3 separate regions of the Homo sapiens genome follow, and regions 1 and 3 are each linked to region 2. The links are chromatin contacts, found by Hi-C or POLR2A ChIA-PET in ENCODE. All regions are on one chromosome and are shown on one strand. The core of a region is the stretch at or near the end of the contact, and the rest is flanking DNA. Distances in the headings are between cores, read along the strand shown.

What was found. Hi-C counts contacts between places; a loop is a spot of excess contacts on that map. ChIA-PET counts read pairs that join two places held with the same protein, here RNA polymerase II (POLR2A). Pooled maps may share reads with other maps.
Region 1: a loop to region 2 is called in a pooled map, with 6 times the contacts of the local background. The contact joins the promoter of PGLS here to the promoter of MAST3 in region 2. A Hi-C loop is called at or near these places in 9 of 37 single-sample maps with no recorded cell type and 4 of 50 pooled maps. POLR2A ChIA-PET finds 5 or more read pairs at or near these places in 2 of 52 experiments (activated CD4-positive, alpha-beta T cell and activated CD8-positive, alpha-beta memory T cell).
Region 3: a map with no recorded cell type shows a loop between it and region 2 (6-fold over the local background). The contact joins the promoter of GTPBP3 here to the promoter of MAST3 in region 2. A Hi-C loop is called at or near these places in 3 of 37 single-sample maps with no recorded cell type and 4 of 50 pooled maps. POLR2A ChIA-PET finds 5 or more read pairs at or near these places in 1 of 52 experiments (naive thymus-derived CD8-positive, alpha-beta T cell).

The regions. Positions count from the first base shown.
Region 1 is chr19:17,509,680-17,513,026 of GRCh38, reverse strand. It overlaps PGLS (6-phosphogluconolactonase), which reads right to left and starts at 1,378. Exons shown (of 5, transcript NM_012088.3): 1 at 1,067-1,378. The coding sequence starts at 1,354. It overlaps PGLS-DT (PGLS divergent transcript), which reads left to right and starts at 1,138. Exons shown (of 3, transcript NR_147835.1): 1 at 1,138-1,684. RefSeq lists enhancers at 1-560, 391-650, 613-907, 1,401-1,650, 1,218-1,874 and 1 more and silencers at 613-907, 1,151-1,200, 1,211-1,340.
Region 2 is chr19:18,095,636-18,099,236 of GRCh38, reverse strand. MAST3 (microtubule associated serine/threonine kinase 3) reads right to left here and starts at 1,459. Exons shown (of 28, transcript NM_001393504.1): 1 at 1,406-1,459. The coding sequence starts at 1,444. It also overlaps a transcript of IL12RB1 not described here. RefSeq lists a silencer at 1,215-1,724.
Region 3 is chr19:17,334,976-17,338,808 of GRCh38, reverse strand. It overlaps GTPBP3 (GTP binding protein 3, mitochondrial), which reads right to left and starts at 1,256. Exons shown (of 9, transcript NM_032620.4): 1 at 1,145-1,256; 2 at 554-801; 3 at 358-444; 4 at 68-270. The coding sequence starts at 1,197. RefSeq lists enhancers at 272-943, 944-1,615, 1,616-2,287.

The DNA of each region.
Region 1 (3,347 bases), core at 129-2,628, 590 kb after region 2:
CAGGATCACACCCTGGCTGCCCCTCTGGTCACTAGATGCCTTGGGCAGGTAAGCTCACCTCTTCTGGCCTCAGTTTCTCCATCTGTGAAATGAGTGTAACATCTCATAGGCTGTGGTACGGACTCATGAATTGATGCATATAAAGCGTTCAGTAAGCCTTTTCTCTTAATAAAAAACCCACAAAACCATCATCAGCTCAAGATTCTATGCAAAGAGAAGACGGCACACCCAGCATGGGGTGTCCCTTGACGCTGCCAGACTCAAGTGACTTGAGGTTCCTGGCCTTTGAGCCCGCCCCTCCCACTCTTCCCTCGGCCAGGCCAAGGCTCCTCCAAGCCTCAGTTACCCTGTCTTTAAAAGAGCGCGCTCCTCTGATTCTATAGAATCCTGAGGCTCAAAGCCAAAGATGAACAGCCTGGAAGCAGAGCCATCAGAGCGGCAAAGCTGCCCAGGGATCCCCGAGAACTCGCTGGGGTTAGAGATCAGGACCCTGAGATTCAGGCTCTACACCTGATTCCTCGTGCCCCCGTCCGCTACGGGGCTGAGTTATGGGCATCGTTTGACATGGGCCACTCGGATTCCCTTCCAGGCCCTTGCCCGTGCCGTTCCCTCTGCCTGGCCACCGGATGAAGCAGGAAGACGGACTGCAAGTAGACCATTTCTAGCCCTGCCTAGATAAAGGCAGAGGGCGCAGTGAGGTCCTGCGGGACCCACTGTAGGCGGGGTTCAGGAGGCGGGCGAGCCCTGTCGGCTAGACCCCCAGCGGCCCCCGTAGTCGAGGTGCAGGCAGTGGGCGTGACCATCTCGGCATGACCCCCAGTGGCCCCCGTAGCCGAGGGCAACCGGTGGGCGCGGCCCTCTTGGCATGACCCCCAGCGACCCACGTAGCCGAGGTGCAGGCAGTGGGCACGGCCCTCTTGGCATGATACCCAGTGGCCCCCGTAGCCGAGGTGCAGACAGTGGGCGCGGCCCTTTCGGCATGGCCCCCGGCGGCCTCCGTAGCCGGGGTGTAGGCGGTGGCTGTGGCCCTCTCGGCGTGATCCCCGGCGGCCCCCGTAGCTCTCACCCGGTAGAGGCCGTACGTGCTCTCGGCGTGATCGAAGGGCACGAGGCGCTCGTCGCAGAAGCCCAGCGTCCAGCGCGCTAAGCTAGCTGGCCCGGCAGGGGCGACGGCGGCGGGTAGCTCGCGGGCTAGCATCGAGACGAGGCTCCCGCCCGACAGGCCGAGCGCGAAACGGGCGCGGGCCCCTGCCAGGCAGCATGCTGCGCGCTGGGCCACCAGCTGCGCTAGCGCCGCACCCAGCTCCTGGGAACTCGAGAACACCGAGATGAGGCCCGGGGCCGGCGCGGCCATGGCGAGGGCGGCGGCGGGGAGGAGGAAGCGCTCCCTACGGCCGTCGCTAGTACGCCTGCGCAAGGGCCGGCCCTGCCGCTTGGTTTCGAGTACTTTGGGTGATTGTCTTTGGCACATGCGCAGTGAGGCAAGTGAAGCACCGCGAAGGTCGGGCAGTCGGTCCGGCCCTACCCATTGAATCTTTGCCTGCTGTGCCTGAGTCGAAGTGAGTTCGGGAAGCCAGTGCCCGAATGCTCAACCTTGCTGTATCAGGGAGGGCCGGAGAGGGGAGCTCAAGAAGAGGACGTCCTATCGAGGTGGCAGGGATTTTCTGAAGGAGGGCGTATTTTGGTGAGTTTTAAAATTCCTGCACCGCCGGGCGCGGTGGCTGACGCCTGTAATCCCAACACTTTGGGAGGCCGAGGCGGGCGGATCACGAGGTCAGGAGATCGAGACCATCCTGGCTAACACGGTGAAACCCCGTCTCTACTGAAAACACAAAAAATTAACCGGGCGTAGTGGCGGGCGCCTGTAGTCCCAGCTACTCGGGAGGCTGAGGCAGGAGAATCGCTTGAACCGGGGTGGCGGAGGTTGCAGTGAGCCGAGATCGTGCCACTGCACCCCAGCTTGGGCGACAGAGCGAGGCTCCATCTCAAAAAAAAGTAGGGGATGAAAATATGCTTGTTGAATTTTTTTTTTTTTTTTTTTTACATTTTCCGGACGGACGGGCTCTTGCTATATGGTCTAGGCTGATCTTGAACCCCTGGGCTCAAGCGATCTTCCTGCCTCGGCCTCCCAAAGTGGTAGCATTCAGGCGAAAGCCACTGCGCCTGGCCATGCTTGTTGAATTTTTTAAGCTAACCCTCCTAGTGTGGTGGTGTGTCCCTCTGAGTGCCCAGAAAGGCCTCCAATCGAGTTCTTGCCTGGACAGAGGGCTGGAAGGGGAAGAAGGCCTGGTGGGCCTGGGGAGGCTGGGCCACTTCTGAGAGTGGGATATTTCAGTGATGTGTGTAAGCGCAGTTCAACTCACACAGGTAGTGGATTTTAAAATCAGTAGCAAATTAAGAAAACAATTCCATTTACCATAGCATCATAAAGTATAAAGTAGGCATAAATTTAATAAAAGAAGTACAAGACTGTACTTCTTGAGAGCTGTAGCTGGGCTTGGTGGCTCACAGCTGTAATCCCAGCACGTTGGGAAGCCAAGGCTGGACCCGGTGGCAGCTGCCTGTGGTCCCAGCTACTTGGGAGGCTGTGGTGGGAGGATCACTTGAGCCCAGGAGACTAAGGCTGCAGTGAGCTGTGTTCCTGCCATTCCACTCCAGCCTGGGCAATAGAGTGAGACCCTGTCTCGAAACAAGCAAAAGAACTAAAACTTTGGTGAAAAAAAAAATTAAAGATGATCTAAATAAATGGTAAGACATTCCACGTTCATGGATTGGAAAGTATAATATTGTTAAGATGGCAGTACTCCACAAATTGGTCTACGGATGCAATGTAATCCCTTTCAAATTTACAATGTTTTTGTTGAAATTGACAAATTGATCCTAAAATTAATAATAAATTGCAAATGGCCCCAAAATAGCCAAAACAATATTGAATAAAATACGAGGACTCATACTTTCTCATTTCAAACAATAAAAAGGTACAATAACCAAAACTGTGGTATTGGCATAAGGATAGACATATAAATAAATGATTGGAACTGATGCAGAAATAAACCTATGCATATATGGTCAACTCATCTTTGGCAACGGTGCCAGGACTATTCAAAAAGAAAGGAGGGCTGGGCGTGGTGGCTCACGCCTGTAATTCCAGCACTTTGAGAGGCCAAGGCAGGTGGATCACCTGAGGTCGGGAGTTTAAGATCAGCCTGACCAACATGGAGAAACCCTGTCTCTACTAAAAATACAAAGCCTTAGCTGGGCGTGGTGGCACATGCCTGTAATCTCAGCTACTCGGGAGTCGGAGGCAGGAGAATGGCTTGAACCCCGGAGGTGGAGGTTGTGGTGAG
Region 2 (3,601 bases), core at 210-2,709:
CTCAGCCCGTGCCTTCCCTGACCACTCCCGACCTGGCTTCCCATCACCTGCTGAGTTCGCAGTCCCGCAGCTACCGGTGCGGCTCCAGGTTGGAGACCCGCCGGCCCCATTCCTCTCACCCCCTCAACCCGCCCGGAGCTAACCTCAGTCCCCGACCCCCACCCCACCTGCTCAGTCCTCCCTAGGTTCCAGCTTCTGTCAACCTCTTTCATTTCCCTAAATACCGCCCCCCGCTGCAATGCCTCGCCACCCTTGGCTGCCTCCTCTACCCCAGGGCTCCCAGCAATGACTGGGTCAGGCGCCTCCTTCACTTGCTGTGAGTCCCTTATCACAACTGATCACTCCGTGGGGTCACCGCTGCTCTGGCGTCTACCTCCCCCAACAGGTTGGGGTTTCTAGGAGGGCAGCTCCAGAGGTTGCAGAACACTCCGCTGCCTCTCCAGAGCCAGGCACACAGCAGGCGCTCCATAAATGTTCGTTGGGTAAGTGCTGAATCCCAGGTTCCCTACCTGAAAACTTGGTGGCTTCTTAAGGGTGTGGTCTAAGTCCCAGAGGAAAATGGCCAAATCTTAATTCCTGTTTTTCTTTTCTTATAATGGGGACACTGAGGCCCAGAGAAGTCAAAGGGTGGCTGCCCGGGGTCATGTAGTCCCTGTGTGGCTTCAAACTTAGGCTTCTGCTGTCCCCGACGCCTGTGTCCCTACCTCCTGATGACACAGCCTCCTAAACATAAACTCAGTAAAAGGAGGACCCTATGGCTCATTGGAAAACTGAGGCCCAGAGAAGCAAGGGTGCCCTCCCCCCAGGTCACACTGCTGGTTGGCAGCGCCTTGTGCCGTAAGAGAGCTGGTTGAGGGCGCAGATCGAATCCCAGCTAGGCGACCTCTGGAGAGTGGCTTTCCGGGACTAGAGCCTCAGTTTCCTTATTCTGACAAATGGGCGCCTGACAGCCCCAACCTCCCCAGGTCGTCGTAGGGCTGAGCTGAGGGTGTACAGTGGTGCAGCGACGACCCAAGGAGGTATTAATACATATGAACTCATATTAATACATCGCTAGTAATAGGACTAAAACAACCATGAACATATGGTGAGCTCTCTGGCTGCTGTTGCTAGCATTATTATTAGAACAGCTGGTGGGGAGGGGCAGAGCCCTCAGCCTCTTCCTCCCACGCCATCGCTTGGAGCCTCAGTTTCCCTAGATGTCCAAGGGGGCACCTTCCCCCTTCCCACCATGAGAAAAAGCACTTTGAGAAGCGGGTGGTCAAAAAGAAGCGATCTGAGCGTTCCCCACCCTCTGCCTCAGTTTCCCTACAGCCCGTGAAGGCCCCGCCCCTCCCGGCACCTTTCAGGCCGCGTCCACTTGGCCGCGCCCTCTGCCTTCCGCCCGCCCGCGCAGGGGCCTCACCTGGAGCCCGCGGCGCCGCAGGAGGCTCGACTCGTCCATGGCCCGGGAGTCCGCGCCGCCAGGCCCGCCCCCGGCCCCGCCCCGGCCTGCCAGGCCCCGCCGCCAGGTGCCATTGGCCAGGCCGGTCAGCTGACACGGCCTGGCCCCGCCCCTCCCGGGGAGCCCGACCACAGGGCCCCGCCCCCACTGGGCGAGCTGGCCCCGCCCCTCCAGCAGAGCGCAGAAGTAAATATTTTGCATGAATCCTCTCAGAAGTAAGGCAGCATCGTTCAGCCCCATTTTGCAGATGAAGAAACTGAGGCTAAGATAGGTTAATCAATATGCCCAGCGCATTGGCCGGGCGCAGTGGCTCACGCCTGTATCCCAGCACTTTGGGAGGCCGAGGTGGGCAGATCACTTGAGGTCAGGAGTTCGAGATCACCCTGGCCAACATGGTGAAACCCTGTCTCTACTAAACAAAAAAAACCAAAACAAAACAAAAAAAAAATTACTTGGGGGTGGTGACGCGCGCCTGTAATCCCAGCTACTCAGAAGACTGAGGCAGGAGAATCGCTTGAATCCAAGAGGCGGAGGTTACAGTGAGCCGGGATAGCGCCGCTGCACTCCAGACTGGGCGACAGAGCGAGACTCTGTCTCAAAAACAAAAACAAAACAACAACAAAAAATGTGCCCAGTACACACAGCAGAACGGGTTCTAGGGTGAGGCGAGTGAGGATCTCACCCCTGTGCAAAATTTAAGGTGGCCCCACAAAACTCAGCCATCAAGAGAAATAATATTTTAAAAACATAAAATTAATGAAAACATTTATGATGAACAAAACATCAAAACTTTTATTTTTTATTTTATTTTTAGAGACGGGGATCTCACTATGTTGCCCAGGCTGGTCTTGAACTCCTGGCCTCAAAAGATCCTTCTGCCTAGGCCTCCCAAAGTGTTGGGATTACAGGTGTCAGCCACCGCATATGGCCAAAACACCAAAACTTTTTTTTTTTTTTTTTAATTTATGAGACGAGTCTCTCTGTTGCCCAGACTAGAATGCAGTGGCATGATCTCGGCAACCCCTGCCTCCTGGGTTCAAGCTATTCTCATGCCTCAGCCTCCCTAGTAGCTGGGACTACAGGTGCCCACCACCACACCAGGCTGATTTTTTGTATTTTTGGTAGAGATGAGGTCTCACCATGTTGGCCAGGCTTGTCTCGAACTCCTGGCCTCAGGTGATTCACCCACCTTAGCCTCCCAAAGTTCTGGGATTGCAGGCCAAAGAGTTTTGGTGTTTTGCCTGGCCAAAACACTAAAACTCTTAAGACATGATCAGACCCTTGTCCTTGCACCACTCAGCCTTGTTTGCCTCCCTTTAATCCTGGCCCTGGTGCCAATAAAACTTTACTTACAAAAGCAGGTAGCCGCTGCAGTTGTCAGTTTCTTTTTTGAGGATGATTGCCTTTTTGCCCTAAGTGTCTCATAAACACCATCTCTCACAGATATTTGAAGATAATTGTTCTACTCCATTTTGCAGGAGGGGAAACTGAGGCTGAGAAAAGCCCAAAGTCCCAAAATAGCACCCACATTTAAAAAAAAATTTTTTTTTTGAGACAGGGTCTCTCTCTGTCACCCAGGCTGGAGTGCAGTGGTGCAATCTTGTCTCATTGCAGCCTCTACCTCCCGGGCTCAAGCGATCTTCCTGCCTCAGCCCCCATACCCCAGCTCCCAGAGTAGGTGGGACCACAGGCACATGCCACCATGCCTGGCTAATTTTTTTGGGTTTTTTTTGTAGAGATGGAGTACCGCCATGTTTCCCGCGCTGGTCTCGAACTCCTGGCCTCAAGTGATGCTCCTGCATCAGCCTCCCAAAGCGCTGGGACTACAGGCATGAGCCACTGTGCCTGGCTTAGCACCTGCATTTTTTCTTTCCCTGGGACTCGCACTTTCTCTGCAGCCGCAGTTGTCTTCGGCTGCCCCACTGTACAGTGTGGACACTGGAGTATGCTTTCAGGCTCGAGGGGACCCTAGGAAGGGTCACTGGGCCTGACTGTCCATGAGGTACTGTAGAATTGCATCAAGTTATGGTGGCCAGATTGAGCAAATAAAAATACAGGATGCCAGGGAAAACTTGTTTTTCTCATACAATTTTAAAAATTGACATATAATTCACATACCATAAAATTCACGCTTTTAAAGTGTGCAATAAATTCAGT
Region 3 (3,833 bases), core at 7-2,506, 760 kb after region 2:
GGGGTCTCATGCAGGGGTTGCACAGATGGGGTCTCTGAGGGAGAGAATGGACAAATGGGGGACTTGCTTTGGTGAGGGTCTCGGCCCAGCCACGGCAGAGGTGGCCCAGCTCTCCGTCCAGCTGCCTGAGGGCCTGCCGCCGCTGCGCCTCTGTTTCCGCGTGGATAAGGTCCGCCAGCCCCTCCACTTCGGTCAGGTTCAGCTTCCCATTGGCGAACGCCCGTCTGGTGAACTCGCCTGCCTCCGCCGGTCGAAGCCCTGGCACGCTGCCTGCAGGAAGGTCCCAGTCTGACACCCCCTGGTCCCCACCCAGGCCCATTGGGAGGACCAAGCATCTCACCCAACGCTGCAACTCACCCAAGGCCTGCAGGACGCCGCTCACCACTGCCGGGCCTCCATGCACGTGGAACTCCACGCAGTCCTCACCGGTGAAACTCTGGGGACCTAATGTGACAGACAGGTGACAGGAGGACAGCACAGCCAGTGCAAACCCTTGGAAGGGGGAAACTGAGTCATGGGACCTACAGGAGGCTCGGAACCTGGGGACCCTCACCTGGGAACCAGAGCACCAGTGCGCGGTCCAGAGGCTCCCCGGAGCGGGGATCGCTGAGCAGGCGCAGGCTGGCGTGGCGAGCAAGGGGCAGGTCTCGGGGTGCTGTGAGAATTCGGAGGGCGTGGCCGCTGGCGGGGCCGCTGGTCCGGATCACTGCGATGCCGCAGCGGCCTTGGCCAGAGCTTAGCGCGAAGATGGTGGCGCCGGAGCCGGGGGCTGGTGCGCCGCTGCTCCGGCGCGTGCACAATCTGGAACCGGAGGGGAGGCGAATCAGCGCACCTGGGAGGCTCAGCCTCAGTGTCAAGTAGACCGAGGGCTCGATGATCGCGAGATGCTCCAGGTGGGGGGGTTCTGCGGCTGGGGGATGCACAAATTGGATGTTCTGAAGGCCGAAGGGTGACCGGATTAGGGACTGTGAGGCCAGAAGGAGACCCAGATATGGGCTCTGCCGCAAGGGTCATGAACGATTGAGGCACGGAAGAACGCGAATGATTGCTCTGCCGCAGGGAATTGGGCCCCTAAAACCCAGGGAGTGGGTCTGGGGTCCAAGCAGCACCCCAAGCTGTCGCACCCCTTCCCCTGTAGCCCCACCTGCGAGGCCCACGTGCCGCTTGGGCCGCCAGGGTCCAAAGCCCCCGCCACATGGATTTACAACCTGCGACCCGCCTGCCCGACCTGCCTGTGTGGCTTCAAGTCTGGGCAGGGGGCCCCGCCCACTCCGCGGCTTGACTAGTAAAGTGCTCAACTATTCTCGACCACCATTGGGTATCTTAGGATACGTCCTGCCCACCGTCTGAAGATACTCGCTTCCATTGGCTGGTGCAAGGGAGAGCGGGAGCGGGAGGCGGTATGGAGGTAGGTGTAGCGAAATGTTGTTCCCCGGGCAACATGAGACCAAATTTTTAGGGTCCTAGCGCAGCGAGGCTGACAATAGGAATAAGGAATGGAAGAAAGGACAGAGTTTGGCACAGGGCAGTGCAAATTACAGCGAGGGGAGGTTTTGAGTCCCGCATTTTCCATCTGCTCACTCCGCAGCCTTAGGCGTGGCAAGGACCTATGTGCGTTCAGTTTTCCCGTTCAAGAAAGGAGGGACTACACCTCTTTACGTTCAGGTTCAGACCGGAAACTCAGAGCATCTCGGTGACCGGGAGGGACGAGTACTGGAGAACCCACGCCCTGATCCAGGGAAAATCTTGCCCGAACTTCTGGAAAGAGTCCTACTTGCTTTTTCCGGAACTCTCCAGATTCTCTCCCCTCCCCAGCGTTCCCTTCTGCCGTTCCCTCGGCTTCGGATGCCCTTCCTCATTTGACAAACTCGTCTTCAAGGCCTAGCTCCAAGATCCCCTCCTCCAGGAAGTCTTCCTGGAACCCCCAGCACAGCCCTCTCTCCACTGTGGACTTCCTTGGCTCTCTGTCTCTCTGGTCCAGGTCTGCACCTGCAGAGCCAAGTGTCCGGTCAGTCTCTGGCTCCCCGAAAGCCAGAAAGGGGAGCCTCGGAGATTGCTTTCAGGTTAACCCAGGACAGCACTGAAACTCGGAATAAAGCGCTGATGGTGGAATTCCAGGCACTGGCTGGGCGGGGTCTCCGGGAGCGCCTTCGCATGGCGGATTCTCTGGTTCTGGATCAGAGCGGGCGGGCGGCGCACTTGCGTGTTAAGAAAAATCTGTCTGACAGAATAGAGTTCTAATACCCCCTTACCTCGCCCTGCTCAATATTTTTATTTACTTTATTATTTTATTTTATTTTATTTTTGAGACAGGGTCTCACTCTGTCGCCCAGGCTGGAGTGCAGTGGCGCGATCACGGCTCTTGCAACCTCCAACTTTTGGGCTCAAGGGATCCGCCCGCCTCAGCCTCCTGAGTAGCTGGAACCACAGGCGCGAGCCACCATGCCAGTCTAACTTTTCGGTGTTTCTTTTTGTTTGTTGTTTTTGTTTGTTTGTTTTGTTTTCGTTTTTTTGGTGGAGACGGGGATCTCACTACGTTGCCCAAGCTTTTTTTTTTTTTTTTTTTTTTTTTTGAGACGGGGTCTCGCTCTGTCGCCCAGGCTGGAGTTCAGTGGCGCGATCTAGACTCACTGCAACCTCCGCCTCCCAGGTTCAAGCGATTCTCCTGCCTCAGACTCCCAAGTAGCTGGGACTACAGGCGTGCGCCACCATGCCTGGCTAATTTTTTGTATTTTTAATAGAGACAGGGTTTGGCCATGTTGGTCAGGCTGGTCTCGAACTCCTTGCCTCAGGTGATCTACCCGCCTTGGCCTCCCAAAATGCTGGGATTACAGGCGTGAGCCACTGCGCCCGGCCGAGGCTTTAATATTTTAAGTTGTAAAATAGGAACAAATGATGACATATTTATATTTCATCTGCCATTCTCTAGTTGTTACATCTGTAACAAGCTAGTTATTACATCTGTAACAAGCTAGTTGTTACATCTGTAACAAGCGTACAGCAAGCGCCTACTGTGTGCTCGCATTGAGAACCAGACCTGGCCCCTCGTTCCTACCCTCGCTGGGCTTTCAGTCTAACAGACTGAGCTACTCAGAATAGTCAGGGGTTGGCCAAATGCCAGGTAAAACCCAGGTCGCCCAGCTAAATGTGAATTTCAAATAAACAATGAATAATTTTTTAGTACTAGTATGTCCCATGTAGACATAGGACATAGAAACATTTATGTATGTATGTATATATATGTATTTGAGACAGGGTCTCGTTCTGTCGCCCAGGATGCAGTGCAGTGGGTGTGATCTCAGCTCACTGCAGCCTTGACCTCCTGAGCACAAGCGATTCTCCTGCCTCAGCCTCCCAAGTAGCTGGGATTACAGGTGCGCCCCGCCCAGCTAACATTTATTCTTTTATCTGAAATTTACATTTAACTAGACGGACTGTATTTTTATTTGCTAAACTTGACAACTCTATGGGATCCTCTCCGAGGTTACATCCTGAAGGGAGTCGGTGTTAACCGGACGAAGAGTGCATGAGGAGTGTTCTAGGCAGCCAAATGGTGCGTGCAAAGTTCCTAAGCAGGGCTTGCTGTAATTATGTATCACAGCCCTACTGGGGTGGTTGAAGTTATTGTCACCAGGAATCTTCCCCAACCGGCCCGCCCCTCCCACGTCCTCCCTTAGTCAACTTACGCCCATCTCACATTCCAAACAGCGTCTCCAGGGTCCGGAGTTTGCAGATGGGGAAACTGAGGCTCCGAGGCGGGGACCAGAAGAAAGCATGGGTGGGGACAAGTTGGAGAATGCACCATCAGTGCGGGCGGGGACCAGCAGCAGGGA